Linked DNA regions of Homo sapiens: region 2 is linked to region 1. A link is a contact called in ENCODE Hi-C data. All regions are on one chromosome and are shown on one strand. The core of a region is the stretch at or near the end of the contact, and the rest is flanking DNA. Distances in the headings are between cores, read along the strand shown. Region 1 holds the start of LRRC27 (leucine rich repeat containing 27). Region 2 holds the start of MTG1 (mitochondrial ribosome associated GTPase 1).

Region 1 (2,700 bases), core at 158-2,657:
CCTAGTCTGACCAGCACCCTCCTCCAGATCAGCAGCAGCCACAGAGGGAACTTCGTAGGAGCTGCTTCCCTCCATCCGTTCTCTTCCAGGGACAGCAGCTCATCCTCCTTGGTCTGGAGTCACCTGGAGACACGGGAAAGGGAAACGTAGAAGCAACTAATTATACCGAGGCAAAACAGAATAGCTGTGTGGCAGATCTACTGTAATGTAACTTGCTTTAAAAGCTATCATTTTTCCTAAGCAGTAGCAAAAATTTGACTTTTAAACATGTAAAAAAAAAAAAAAGGAATACAAAGAGGTTCAGATTAAAATTCTCTGCTCTCACTTTGTACAATGGAGTTCCAAGATTTAACTCCTGGAAAACGCAAAGGCGCACAATAGTAATGATCATTTTAGGGATGTAAACAGATCGGAACATTTCAAAGCCTGTAAATCAACTGCAACGCTTCCATGAAATGACTAGGGGCGGGTGGAAATTTGCACTGTTTCTTACCTCTGGTGTGGTTCTGTGCCATTTGAACTATGTTTTTAGTTTCTTGAGGCCAGGAAGCCTGTCTTTTGTTTACCATTTTGACCCAGTGACCAGAACTAAGTCTGGCTTACACCCAGTTAAGCACCGGGGAAAAACCTGTTAAATTAATCTCGAATTTTCGTTGTCCAGCAACACTTTTACTCAGAAGTATTGTTCACCAAAATCTCATTCAGCGAGGCACACTTCCACTTGCAATTTCCAAACAATTTATTCGGCAATAAGAATCAACGTTGGAATGCATCAGTTCACCTAATTCAAGTCACTCAACAGCCCAATGATTGGCATATGAGGCGCAGATCAGTTAGGGAACTGTTCCAGGGGCGCAGTTAATTGGGGGGTAGAGGCGACACCGGGACCCAGCAGGGTTCAACCCCAGGCAGCCTGCATTCCATGGAAGCCCGCGGGCTTTTTCACGGTCAGTTCACTTGTTTTCTCCGAATCACGGAACTTAAAACAGAGGAGGGGAGGCTTCAAACCTCAGAACAGGGAAAGTATCTTAAAACCAGAAGTGAAACAACAGCCTGGACTCACACAGGGCCCAGGCAGCGCAGGCTCCGTGGGGTTTCCGAGGCTGCCTTCAAGGGATCCCCACGCACGCCCACCCCCGCTCCCTGCCTCGATTTCCCCATCCGGGCGAGGCTGAGTTGGGTCCGACGCTCTGGGCCTCACATTCCAGGCCTCAGAAGGGCAGCCTTTGCGGTCAGCATCGCGGCTGGAGCTAGGCGACAGGGCACGACGGGCCGAGGCACCACCTTCCTGCCGCCGCCCGCCTCGAGGGCTCAGCGAGCTGGCCGTACCCGCCCCGTCTCACCTGCCGCGTCCCCGCCCACTGAAGCGCTGGCGAGCCCCGCCGCTGAGAGCAGCAGCCCGACAATGGAGGCCACCCAGCCAACGCGGTCGCCATGGAGACGCCGGTACGGAATCCCGCAGGCGCCACGCTGAGCGCGAGTGTGTCTGTGATGCGCCTGCGCGAGGGGTGTGGTGCGCCTGCGCGCGGGGGTGTGCGTGTTGTGGGGGTTTGTGCCTGCGTGCGGGGGCGGGGTGTGGGTGCCCCTGCGCGGCAGGGGGTCGGGTGTGGTGCGCCTGCCCGGGAGGGGGCGGGGTGTGGTGCGCCTGCGCTGGGGCGGGGGGTTGCGCTTGCGGTGGGGGGGTTGTGGTGCGCCTGCGCGGGGGTGGCAGGGGGTGGTGCGCCTGCGCACGCACGCGGCCAACGGTAGCATCCGTTTTTCCGCGCCCGCGGCCTTGAAGGGGTGGTGGTCGACGGGCAAGTAGAGACCGCGAGGGTCTGGAGGGGCGACCGGCCTGGCACAGAGGGGAAGGAAGAGAGCGGGATGCTAAGTGCCGTCTGGGGAGCCGGAGGGCCCGGGGCGGGCGGGGCTGCTCGAGGACAGCCGAGCAGAAAAGAATTGCTGCTGAGGCACCACCTTTGGAGCGGTCCTCGCTGCCTGTCCTTCCCGCTGGGCTCACTCCCCGCGTCTCTCCTGGGGCTTCCTGGAGCCACTTCCCACAGGAGCTGCTTGTCCCCAAATCTTGCCTCAGGACTTGCTGCCAGGGGAACGCAGACTCAGAGCGTCCTCTTTGGAGAAGTAAGGCTGCCTCTGGACGGAGGAGTGAGGGGGGCGAGGAAACGCAGTGAGTGTCCTGAGGAAGGGTTTTGAGAATTTGGAAGAAGATGAAATGACACCGGGCGGGAGGGGAGGTGCTCGCGTGGTCCTGTGGAACCCTGGAGTCCCGTGCACCTTCATTCCAGGATCCAACTGATAATGAAAAGTAGCACCCTCTGTCCCACCCAGAAACACTCTGGAAACCCGGACAGTTTAGCTGGAGTCTGCCATGATTTCACTTTTTTTTTTTTTTTTTTTTTTTTGAGGTGGAGTCTTGCTTTGTCTCCCAGGCTGGAGTGCAGTAGCGCGATCTCGGCCCACTGCGACCTCCGCCTCCCAGGTTCAAGCAATTCTCCTGCCTCAGCCTCCCCAGTAGCTGGGACTACAGGCGCGCGCCACCACGTCCAGCTAATTTTTGTATTTTTAGTAGAGACGGGGTTTCATCATGTTGGCCAGGCTGGTCTCGATCTCCTGACCTCATGATCCGCCCCCCTCGGCCTCCCAAAGTGCTGGGATTACAGGCATGAGCCACCGTGCCCGGCCTGATTCCACTTTTTAAAGGAA
Region 2 (2,861 bases), core at 1-2,500, 1.1 Mb before region 1:
TTTTTGTTTTCTGAGACGGAGTCTTGCTCTGTCACCCAGGCTGGAGTGCAGTGGCACGATCTCGGCTCACTGCAACCTCCGCCTGCCAGGTTCAAGCAATTCTCCTGCCTCAGCCTCCCGAGTAGCTGGGACTACAGGGACGCGCCACCATGCCGGGCTAATTTTTTGTATTTTTAGTAGAGACACGGTTTCACCATGCTGGCCAGGATAGTCTCGATGTCCTGACCTCGTGATCTGCCCACCTCGGCCTCCCAAAGTACTGGGATTACAAGCGTGAGCCACCGGGCCGGGCCCTTCCACGGGTCTTAATCTGGGCTATAACACAGAGTAACACTGGCTCATTAGGCCCCTGCTACCTCGCGGGGATGATGACGATAGTCCCCTAACCAGGAATACCACACACAACCAAGATAACAAAGCTTCCAGCTTTCTTCCCCTCCAGTGTTATCCGAAGACCGAGGACACAGCCTCAGTCACCCACACGGGCCCTTCTTCCCCCTCGGCCCCCAGTACACGCGGAGCCGACGCAGGAGTGGCCATCACAACACCTAGACGGGCTGGGCTGGCCCCAGAGGTCTTCTTGGGGCCGAATTGTGACAAACAGTAAGAATTACCAAAGACGTTAAGCAGGAGAACGACTCAAGATACCAGTTAAAACTGAACAGGTGCCTTCATACCCACTGTTTCATTTAGTCCCCAAAAGACTCAGAAAAGTCTATCTTGTCAAGAACATGTGGAAACGGAGGCTTCGGGGGATTAAAAGGGCAGAAGGAACTTGCTGGGAACAGAGGACAGGGGCGGCGGGCCAGAGGTAGGAGGTCAAGCAGGCCCTGGGTCCGAGGCTGCGCCGCGGGGGCACTCGCGGGAACGGGCCTCTCCCGCAGCTGCGCAGGGGAAGGGGTCCCGGCGGCTCCGGGAGCGGGTGAGAGCGGGGAAGGAGGGGAGACAAGGGAGGAGGGGCGGGGCCAGCCCAGAACGACCGGGAGAAGCAGGCGACGGCCGAAACCGGGGTGGGAGGGAAGCAGAGGCGCCGCGGCCGTAGGCATGACCTTGCCCCTCCCCGCCGTGCCTCACCCTTGGCCATGTGGCCCGGGAACCAGCGCGCCACGTCGCGACCGCACAGGGGGAAGTTCTCCCGCCAGGCGGCCTGGGCGGCGCTGCACAGCGCGCGCGGGGTCAATCTCATGGCGGCACCGTCCCCGGAAACGCTCCCGCAGCTGACCTCCTCTGCGCCGCTGCGACCCGCCTCTGAGGTTCCGGCGCTGCGGGCCTCCGGCACTGCGGGCTTCCGGCGCTCCAAGGGGCCGCACCACGGCCTGCGCGTGCGCACGACGTTGCCTCCGCCTCCGGCGAAGCCCGGAGTGGGCGGGGCCCGGGCCCAGAGGGAGGGACGAATGGTGGGTCGAGCGTCGGGGCGGGACTGCGAGGAGACCCGGGGGGACGGGGAGGTTCCTGGGTTTTGTGGGTTTAAGTAATTCGCAGATTTATTAACATTCATTAAATATTAAAAATCATCGTTCTCCCTTAAGCATATCCTGAGTATAAGTGTAAAAATTTAGCAATCTCTTTTTACAATTTGGTTAAAATCTCTCAAATACTTTAAATTTACCTTATAAATGTAATCTCTTCATTTTCTTTTTAAGTACTTCAGGGTTTTTGTTTGTTTTGTTTTGTTTGAGACGGAGTCTCCGCTCTGTTGCCCAAGAGTGCAGTGGCACGATCTCGCTCATTGCAACCTCCAACTCCTGAGTTCAAGGGATTCTCCCACCTCAGCCTCCGGAGTAGCTGGGATTACTGGCGCCTGCCACCACGCCGGCTGATTTTGTATTTTTAGTAGAGATGGAGTTCCACCATGTTGGCCAGGCTGGTCTCCAACTCCTGACCTCAAGTGATCTACCTGTCTCGGCCTCCCAAAATGCTGGGATTACAGGCATGAGCCACCGCGCGCAGCCTCAAGTACTTCAGGGTTTAATATAACAAACTGTTTCCAAATACTGACTGCAGTTCTGCTAAATTAAACCGATTAATTAATGAGGCTGAAATATTCTCCACTGTCCAAGACTAGACATAAATATAGTCGGATTTCAACTCTAAATCAGCAGTCAGCAACTGCTCAATTGCACACTGCGTTACAAGAGTATTACTCTACCGGAATTTTTATTTTTGAGACGGAGTCTCGCTCTGTCGCCAGGCTGGAGTGCAGTGGCGTGATCTTGGCTCACTGCAACCTCCGCCTCCCGGGGTTCAAGCAGTTCTCCTGCCTTAGCCTCCTGAGTAGCTGGGACTACAGGTGCGCACCACCACGCCCGGCTACTTTTTTTGTATTTTTAGTAGAGATGGGGTTTCACCATGTTGGCCAGGCTAGTCTCGAACTCTGACCTCAGGTGATCTGCCCACCTCAGCCTCCCAAAGTGCTGGAATTACAGGCATGAGCCATGGCACCCAGCCTCTACTGGAATTTTTTAAACAAGCTACTGAAAATACCAAACATGCTCAAATTCTAAGTACAAAAATATTGCCATGGTTCTGATGTTCTTAAACCACCTAATACCCTAACGCCTAGCTGTAAATATTTTTGGGCATGAGAGAGTGGCCCCTCCGTGGAAGACAGAAGCCTCCCAGGTGGTTTCTGGGCTGAGTGGGGGCAGTCAGGGCCTCCTGCTAGGTCAATGCCCCCAAGCCCCCTCCTCACCAAGCCGGTCCCTCACACCCAGAGGGGGCAGCCTGGGTCTTGCTGCCTTTCTCCCTGGGATACAGAATTGATGAAACCCTAAATGTCAATGATAAAGATTTTTGTACTTTAAGGAAGCTGCATTCCCTCATGGTCCTAGGAGCACAAAACCACAATAAAACCCTGTGGA

The links. Hi-C counts contacts between places; a loop is a spot of excess contacts on that map. Pooled maps may share reads with other maps.
Region 2: a loop to region 1 is called in a map of naive thymus-derived CD4-positive, alpha-beta T cell, with 8 times the contacts of the local background. The contact joins the promoter of MTG1 here to the promoter of LRRC27 in region 1. A Hi-C loop is called at or near these places in 1 of 168 maps with a recorded cell type or tissue (naive thymus-derived CD4-positive, alpha-beta T cell), 17 of 37 single-sample maps with no recorded cell type and 14 of 50 pooled maps.

Annotation. Positions count from the first base shown.
Region 1 is chr10:132,330,900-132,333,599 of GRCh38, reverse strand. It overlaps LRRC27 (leucine rich repeat containing 27), which reads right to left and starts at 1,407. Exons shown (of 11, transcript NM_030626.3): 1 at 1,344-1,407; 2 at 1-123. The coding sequence starts at 75. It also overlaps a transcript of STK32C not described here. RefSeq lists a silencer at 1,586-1,705 and an enhancer at 1,590-2,124.
Region 2 is chr10:133,392,546-133,395,406 of GRCh38, reverse strand. MTG1 (mitochondrial ribosome associated GTPase 1) reads right to left here and starts at 1,250. Exons shown (of 11, transcript NM_138384.4): 1 at 1,075-1,250. The coding sequence starts at 1,186. RefSeq lists an enhancer at 1-524 and silencers at 849-1,048, 1,109-1,458.